Regions from separate parts of the Mus musculus genome. Here region 1 is linked to region 2. A link is a loop called in an ENCODE intact Hi-C map of the cell type or tissue named here. Cell type or tissue: left cerebral cortex. All regions are shown on one strand. Links, peaks and the distances in the headings refer to the core of each region. The heading gives the core; the rest is flanking DNA. Region 1 overlaps A430046D13Rik (Riken cDNA A430046D13 gene). Region 2 holds the start of Suox (sulfite oxidase).

Region 1 (4,391 bases), core at 181-4,180, 170 kb before region 2:
TGTTACCTGGAAGTATAAGCAACATAAACCTTTTCCTTCCCGACTTGATGTCGGGCATGGTGTTTTGTCACATCAATAAAAATCCCAGGACAACAACTAACCCACAATAAAAAGGAGGATAATGAAGAGGCCTTATACACAACTTACAAAGCCTTTCTTAGGCCATTTTTATAGACTGGTGTGAGGCATGGGGTATAAATAGAAAAGTTGGTTTTAACAAGTAAAGCTGGTTTCCTATTGCAGTTAACTAAGGCGGAGGTCACAGACTTTGCTGTTGTTTTAAAATCTCCTAGGAACTTCTTATAACAACAAACTTGTAGATTGCTCCTCTGTCTGTGTTAGGGCCTGGAAATCTTGTTTCACATAGATAATGTAATCTAAGCTTTAATAACAGTCATCATTTCAAAAGATACTTTGTGTGTGTGTGTGTGTGTGTGTGTGTGTGTGTGTGTGTGTGTGTGTGTGTAGGTGAACAGGTGCTAAGGCTGAAGGTCAGCTTGTGAGAATTGGTTCGTTGTTTCTACCTGGTGGACTCTGAGTGTCAACCTCAGGTTGTTATGGTCGGTGGCAAGTGGCTGTAACCGATGGGCTGTTTTGCCCACCCACCTCTTCTCATTCCCCTTACATCATCTCCTGTTTAAAATTCATCCATATTTGGAATTTGGCCTGCAAGTATTTTATTTTTGTTTGTTCTCAGACAGGGCAGGCCTGGAACTGGTTATGTACCTGAGGGTGACCTTGAACTTCTGGTCCTTAGGCCTTCGCCTCCCGTATGCTAAGATCTCAGTATTTGCCACCGTACCAGGCTGCCCTGGAACTCACTATGCAGCCCACTCTGTCCTCAAACTGCGACGACCCTTCTGCCTTAGCCTCCCCGAGTGTCGGGATCACAGACAGGAGCCACAACAGGAGCTGTGAGCCCAACTTGCCAGTCAGCTTTCATGTGCTTAGATAACGATCAGAGGCAGCTTTTGCCCAGCATCCTGGCACATTGTGGCTTCCAGTAGCCCACAGAGGGGGCACAGCTTCAGCTTCAAACACTTACTTCCTGTTCTGGCCGAATTCTGTTCAGCCACGCCCGATGGCTTGCAGATCTTCAAAGATATCCTGTCTCTCTGGTTCTTAGCTTGTTCCCTTTGACTTGTATACTCTCTTCCAAGACACAAACATACACACACACACATTCATGCACACAACAAACCCACATGCACACACACACCTACACACTATCCTGCACCAAGCATAGCCAGGTCACCTGGTCCATACGAGGTCCTGAAATATTTATAGAATGAATGGACAGATATGACACAACAGCTGGTGTCATCCAGGAAGGACCCTGGGGCCTAAGGGGTTGGGGCAATATATTACTGCTTTTACATTTTCACCCTGAAATGGGTGAGGTGATCTGACTTGATAAAGGAGGTAGGAGAGAACTCTAGGGAGTAGCAAAGACTTGAAATACATGCAGTGAAAGAAGGGAGAAGGGTCATTGGGCTCCAGCCAATTCACAAACTCTTTTTTAAAAATTAGGTTTTGAGACACAGTCTCACTATGTAGCCTTGGCTGACCTGGGAGCTCCTCAGAGCTCCTCCTCCTCCTGAGGCAAATCTCTGTGAGTTGGAGGTCAGCCAGGGCAACCAAGTGAGACCCTGTTTTTAAAAACAACCGCCGATCGTGGTAGTGCATGCCTTTAATCCCAGCACTTGGGAGGCAGAAATCAGAGGATTTCTGAGTTCGAGGCCAGCCTGGTCTACAAAGTGAGTTCCAGGACAGCCAGGGCTATACAGAGAAACACTGTCTCGAAAAACCCAAATAAATAAATAAATAAATAAATAAATAAATAAATAAATAAAAACAACCCTCCCCCCCCAACCTGTAATTTTATTGTTTGTATGTGGGCATGATGTATTCGTGGGCTTGATGTGTATGCGTGGGCGTGGTGTATGTGGGCATGTGTGCCAAAGCACATGGATCAGGTCACAGTTTCTTTATATGAATCTAGGGCTCAATCTCAGGTCATCGAGACTGTGGCATGTGCTTTATCCACTGACTATCTTGTCCTACCTGTGTGCCTGGTACCCACAGAGTCCAAAAGAGAGCGTCAGATCCCCTGGGACTGGAGTTACAGATGGCTGTGAGCTGAGCCGCCACCACAAGGGCTGGGACTCCAGCCCATATGTACTTTGTAGTGGTCGCTGTTGTTCATTTTTTAGGTTTATTTTATGTGTATGGGCTTTCTGCCTGCATATATGTATTCGTACCACGTACATACCTGCTTAGTGTCCAAAGAGGCCAGCAGAGGGCATCGGCTCCCCCTGGAACTATAGTTAGACTGTTGTGCCAGCGGGTAGGTGCTGGGAACCAAGCCTGGGAACCAAGCCGCTCTATGCAAGAGCAGTAAGTACTTTATTTTAAAACAAGGTCTCGCCGGGCGTGGTGGCGCATGCCTTTAATCCCAGCACGCGGGAGGCAGAGGCAGGCGGATTTCTGAGTTCAAGGCCAACCTGGTCTACAGAGTGAGTTCCAGGATAGCCAGGGCTACACAGAGAAACCCTGTCTCGAAAAACCAAAAACAAACAAACAAACAAACAAACAAGGTCTCGAGGCATAGCCTTGGTTGGCCTGGAACTCTCTATGTAAATCAGACTGGCCTGGAACTCTCACAGATCTTCCTGCCTCCACCTCCAGAGTGCTGGGATTTAAAGTGCACCACTCTTAGGCCCACCTAACTTTAACTGCTTTTTCTTCTGATGTTCTGGTTCTCAACTGACTTTCTTTGATATCTTGTTAACTATAACTCGGTCAGAATCATCCCGGGTTGGAAAGGTGGCGGGCGAAGCATGTTAACCCCTCAGAGGTAGTGCACTTCCACCAGGAATGCTGGAGGGTTCTGTAGGTAGGGAAAAGGCTGGGCAGGTGACTGAATTGCCACACCCTCTTCACGACTGCACATAGTTTGGTTCAATAAAGCTATATTCCAAGAGGGGAGTAGCCTATCTGTCACTGTCAAAAGTAAACTGTTTGTAGGCGAGCTAGGGTAGTCATCCAGTGGTAGAACATTTGTCTGGCCCTGGGTTTGTACCCTAACACTACACATATAAGAGGAAAAGCTACAGAGCATGGGGACACATGCTTGTAAACCCAGAACTGTGCAGGCAGAGGCAGGGGGGCTGTCAGAAGTCTAAGGTAAACCTGGCCTATGTGGCAAGACGTCTCAAAACAGGCTGGGGAGATGGCTTAGTATACAAACATAAGAACCTGAGTTTGGGCCAGCATTTAGGAGGCAAAGGCAGGCAGATCTCAGTGAGTTCAAGGCCAGCCTGGTCTACATAGCAAGTGCCAGGCCAGCCAAGGATTGGTAGTAAGATCCTGTCTCCAAAAGCAAGGGTGAGGCCCCAGGATGTGTCAGTATGCAAAGACCGATGACCTTCATCTCTGGACCCGCAGGACAGAGGAGGAAAACCACGTCCTCCAAGTTGTCCTCTGACCTTCACACACACACATACACACACAGCCTCGAGAGTGCTTACATGCACGTGCACACACACGCACGCACGCACACACACACACTCACAGACACTAGATAATTGCAATGAAAAGTAAGGGCAGACAGTTCCTGAGGAACAATACTTGAGGTGACCTTTGGCCTCCACACACGTGCATGCAAGGTCCACCTGCAACCACACATGCCTACACATGAATGCACACATATACCATAGACACAAGAGTTAAAGCATTAAACCACAAGTCAGGACCAATGGCATAGGCCGGTAGTCCCAGCTACCTGGGAGGCTGAGGAAGGATCACAAGAACAAGGCCAGTCTGGGCTACAGAGTAAGTTCAAATCCAGCTTAGGAAACTTGACGAGACCCTCTTCTCCTTTTTTCTTTTTCCTTTTTTTCTTTCTTTCTTCCTTCCTTTCTTTCTTTCTTTCTTTCTTTCTTTCTTTCTTTCTTTCTTTCTCTCTTTTTGTTTTTTGAGACTCCTTTCTCAAAATTAAGAGAACTAGGGATATAACTCAATGATATAGCACTTGGCTAGCTAGCATGCATGAGACCCAGGGTACAGAAAAAAAAAAAAAGAACCTTGAACCCCTAAAAGTTTTGCTAAATAACAACTATATTTAATTCCGTGACAGATGATTCCTTCACATTCTTTTGTTTGTTTGTTTTTTGAGACAGGGTTTCTCTGTGTAGCCCTGGCTGTCCTGGAACTCACTTTGTAGACCAGGCTGGCCTCGAACTCAGAAATCCGCCTGCCTCTGCCTCCCAAGTGCTGGGATTTAAGGCGTGTACCAGCACTGCCCAGCCCTTCACATTCTTTTAAAAACAAAAACAGTAATTTTTTTAAGAACTGTTTTATGTGCATGACTGGTTTGCTGTATGTGTGTG
Region 2 (4,391 bases), core at 246-4,245:
GCAAACTGCCTGGGGTTTGCAAAACCAGGCCTTGTCATTAACCAGCTCCCATGGCAACACAGCGGGCCTCTCTGAACTTGTATCCTCATCTCTACCCAGAGGAACTGATACGAAGAGTAAACAAGTAATAACATTCACTCAGACCTTTCCTCTTTTCTCCCTCCACCCTTCTAAAATAAATACCCCATCTGAGAACTGAACCTCAATTCAGAGTCTCCACCCTGACCTCGTAGTCTATGGCATTCTAGTGATCTCAGCAAACTGAGCAGAGTCAATGGCCAGGGTGTCAGGGGATGGGCTAGAGAAGGAAGTTAATTTTTCTGCTCTCTGTCCTGCTGAGGTGTCTTCCTCACAACCTAGTGCCTCTCTGACCTAGGATGGTCAAAGTGGAGAGTAGTAAGAAGCCGCTGGTTGCTGAGATGCTAGGGATGGGACTCTTACAAATGGCGAAGGAAGATGGAAAAGGCGAATTTTTCTCCTCTTTACGCCTGGGCCACGGGGATCCCTACTCTTCCTGCCATCTACTCTTAATTTCAGCAACCTGCTTTTTACCAGCCCCGTTCCAGGTTTGGGAGGAGCGGCCTGCTAAATACCGAAATGCTACTCCGTGGTGCAAGAGTAGTCCTTACTCTCTGAGACACTTTAGGTAGGAGGGTGTGTCTGTCCAGAATTCGGACAGAACACCAGCCTGCGACCCCAGGAGCACACCGACATCATATATGGAGATACTGGTTCTTTTGCTACTGCTAAGATTTGGAGGTTGCTCCAAGTTACTCCAAGATTTGGCGGCACTGGCCGCCTTGGTCCCACCGTTGCCCTCCCTCCTTTCTCTCCCGGTCGCAGTCCCCTTACCCGGCTGGATGTCGGCAGCGGAACAATTTCACCCGCCCCGTGCAGGGCTAGAGCGGCCCAGAGCGGAGGGGCGGGGCGGGGCGGGGCTCGGCCGTGACGTGTACAGTTTGTGCAGGCGTCCTGACGCCCCTCGCCGGCTCCGCAGCTATTGGCCCCTAGCTTTGCAGCTGCTCTTGACGAGGACTGTCAACTGTCGCCCGGTCGCCGGGTCGCCGGGTCGCCGGGTCGCCGGGTCGCCGGGTCGCCGGGTCGCCGGGTCGCGGGGTTGCGAAGCTGGGGGGCGGGGCGTCGCCGGGTCCTGGATGGTACAGGCCTCTGCCTCCCGGGGACCGGGGTCACACACTGGTGACCAGAGCAGACCGCAGCTCCGTAGGGAATTGTGAGGCACAACTGATGCTCTGTATCTAGACAGTGGAAGGTGACAAGGCCTTGAAAGGTGGCCACGAGAATGGGGACCACATTCCCGGGGAAAACCCAGGGTTTTGTCCCGCGCCTCGGTAGTTCGGTGTTGCAACGTTGAGTCCTAGGGAAAGCAAGGCCAGGAATAACGGCAGAAATGATGCCCAAAATAGTGGCTCAACGATTCCCAGAGTGGATTTCTGAAGTGTGAAAACAGCAATACCGAAAAACCATGTTTTATTTGAGACAAGGTCTCACTATGTAGCTCTGGCTGGTCTGAATCTAGCTTTGTAGACCCTGCTGATCCGGAACTCCGGAGGTAGATTTGTCTGTCTCTGCCTCGAGTACCTCACTTAAAAGCATGCACCAAAGTCTGCGTGATGAATTTTTTAAAAAGCGTCTACTTAAACAAGAAAAAAGGGCAGTTTAACAAAAGTATAAACATTGTAGTCTTGTATATAAAAGGTAAAGGACAATGATAGAAAAATTTGCTATTACTCTTAATCATTTACTAGAGATTGAAATTTTGACATTCACTTTGGGCTCCGGGAACAAACATTCATAGACTGCCCTCTAGAGACCAGAGGGTTGAGCTACAGTCGCATCAACTTAGAACAAACTTTTACATCTGGAAGTTCATCTTTGTCCATTTATGTTTTTTGATTGTTTTTGGTTTTTGTTTTTTGAGGAATTGGGCTAAGAATCCTGAACAGGGAAGTGTACTCAGAAAAGGGGACGTGATAGTGAATAGGTGATATTGACTCTAACGTTTTTGGGAGTGGAAAGGTTTTCAGCCTTTGCAGATTATCATCCGAAAGGTTGGTTCTGTTTTTGTTTTTATTTTTTGAGGCAGGGTTTCTGTGTAGCCCTGACTGTCCTAGAACTTACTGTGTAGACTAGGATGGCCTGGAACTCACAGAGATCTGCCTGCCTCTGTCTCCAGAGTGCTGGGATTAATGTAAAGGGCACATCCAGGCCCTGTTGTTGAAAATAAAGTTTCAGTTGGTGTTACAGTGCCAGAGTATGATTCCAGCTGAGGCCGGCCATGATTGTACACAAAGACCCTGTCAAATATGTACTTGGTATGGTTTCTCCGTCCATCTACTAATGCACCACCTTTATTTTAGGGAGCTACTATCTCCTGTAGTGCAGATGGACCTCTACTTCCAGGTGTTGGGAATACTAGGTGTGTGCCACACACCTGGCTCAACCTCCACAGTCTCTTCATTGCACAGCTGGAGAGACTGAGGCACTGCTGACTTGACAAAGGCCCACAGATGGCAATTAGGACTGGCCTGGAAACTTAAGGGCTGCCTGACTCTAACTGGCTGGCTCTCTAAACATCCTTTCTCACTTAGAACCCTCGTGCCTACAATCAGTCTCTTATGTTTTCATTTTCTGTATTTCAGTCCTTTAGACTATGACAGATTGGAGGGCTTCAAGCAGAAATAAGAAACAGGTCTGGGCAGAAATGTTTCTTTTTGGGATAGAAGCTACTTGATCAATCAAAGTTAATTTAATAATTTTTTTTTTTTTGGAAATATGGTCTTGCTAAACTACTATTTAGGATGCCTTTAAACAAGTCTTACAGCTTCAGCCTTCCTAAATAGCCGACAAGTGTCACCATATCCAGCTGTTTCTTTTTTAAGATTTATTTTGTATGTATGAGTCATGTATATGTACCATGTGTGTACCTGGCACCTATGGAGGCCGGAAGATATCAGCTACCCTGGGTCTGGAGTTATTGATGGCTGTGAGCTGCCATGTGGGTGCTAGTATTGAATCCACATCTCTACAAATGCGACAAGTGCTTTAGACCACTGAGCCATCTCCCCAGCTATCTTTTTTTGTTGTTGTTGTTGGTTATCAGATAGTCTTTTATTGAAATATTTTCTTGTTGCTTCTTAACTAGCTGGGCACTCCACTGCACCACTGTTGATGTCATCTATGATGTCATGAGGGTGGTGGCCATCCACATTGCAGCCCACAGACTGTGCAGTACCCAGGATCTCCTTGATAGTCCCAGAAAGTTCTCTAGCCAAAGACCGGTGTCTCATCTGCTGGGCAATGTTGACAATCTCATCAAAAGTAATGTTCCCACTGTGTTTAATGTTCTGCTTCTTCCGGTCTCTTGGTGGCTCTTTGAGGGCTTTGATGATCAGGGCAGAGGCAGAGGGCACCACCTCAATCTGGGCCTGTCTGTTGTGGATGGTCAGTTTCACTGTAATTCTGAGACCTTTCCAGTCACTGGTAGCCTTGGCAATGTCATCAACAACTTTCTTCGGAGACAGACCCAGAGGACCGATCTTCAGGGCCAAGGCGGATGTGGCACCGACCTCGCCTCCGGTGCACCTCAGGTACACGACTTTGACCTCATTGGGGTCGAACTTGGGCGGCATGGTGGAGGCGGCTGGTGTCGGATGAACCTGGATTCGGGACGACCGAAGAAAGTTGCACCGTTGCCTCCTCCAAGCCGAAAGCCGAAAAGCCCCAGTTATCTTTTCTCTGTTTAATCTTAAAGTTATGGATCCAATTCAGAAACTAATATACAAGTGAGCCCTAGAAAAATGCAAAAATATTGCATACTGGTCCCAACAGTTCAGATATGGCATTCCTCTGTCTAATCTCAATGTGGTTCAAGAGATGCAGACTATACCAACAAACAAAGAAAAATAAGGCACATTTGATAAATCATGTATCTCTGAACATAAGCGCTCTCTCTCTCTCTCTCACACACACACAAATAAAAATAAAAACAAAATCAAAGAAATAAAAAGGGTTATTTTCCAAATTGGTTCTTCGACTAGTTAGAGGTGCCAAGGTGGAGGGAAAGGATGCTTGAGGTATCATGGATTTATTTCTCTGGGCCCTTTCTTCCCATTTTTTAGTTTCAGGCAGACAAACAAAACAACAGTCCAGTGCACTTTCTTTTTTCCTTTTTTACTTACATTAAATACATCGATAAATCAGCAGTTGCATTCTGTTACCACGATTGTTATGTTAGGAGAGTGAAAGAAAGGCAAATGCTTCCTTAGGAAAGAAATATAAAGGCAAAAATGTTGAGCCCTCCCCCTAAAAACTGATCAAAAGAAAAAAGGTAACGGGGGAGGGGAGGGAGAGAACAAAACCCCTCAAGCCCA

Evidence for each region. A loop is a pair of places that touch in the nucleus more often than their neighbours do. Peaks named below come from ENCODE experiments on the same cell type or tissue, not always from the same donor. Only the 100,000 strongest peaks of a DNase experiment are listed, where the experiment ranks them.
Region 1: a loop joins it to region 2, with 4 times the contacts of the local background. A loop is called at or near these places in 1 of 42 quality-filtered maps.

What each region holds. Positions count from the first base shown.
Region 1 is chr10:128,503,834-128,508,224 of GRCm38, forward strand. It overlaps A430046D13Rik (Riken cDNA A430046D13 gene), which reads left to right. Exons shown (of 2, transcript NR_131151.1): 2 at 1-409. Among named protein-coding and RNA genes, the nearest start is that of Mir6916, 6.0 kb to the right of the region's middle. In left cerebral cortex, for the core only: a CTCF peak has its summit at 2,229; no DNase peak of the experiment used is centred there.
Region 2 is chr10:128,673,000-128,677,390 of GRCm38, forward strand. It overlaps Suox (sulfite oxidase), which reads right to left and starts at 919. Exons shown (of 4, transcript NM_173733.3): 1 at 853-919. It overlaps Rab5b (RAB5B, member RAS oncogene family), which reads right to left. Exons shown (of 6, transcript NM_177411.4): 6 at 4,180-4,391. It also overlaps the pseudogene Gm6336. In left cerebral cortex, for the core only: a CTCF peak has its summit at 1,841 (motif pointing left); DNase peaks (open chromatin) are centred at 529, 1,033 and 1,794; H3K4me3 peaks cover 1,611 bases; H3K27ac peaks cover 1,356 bases.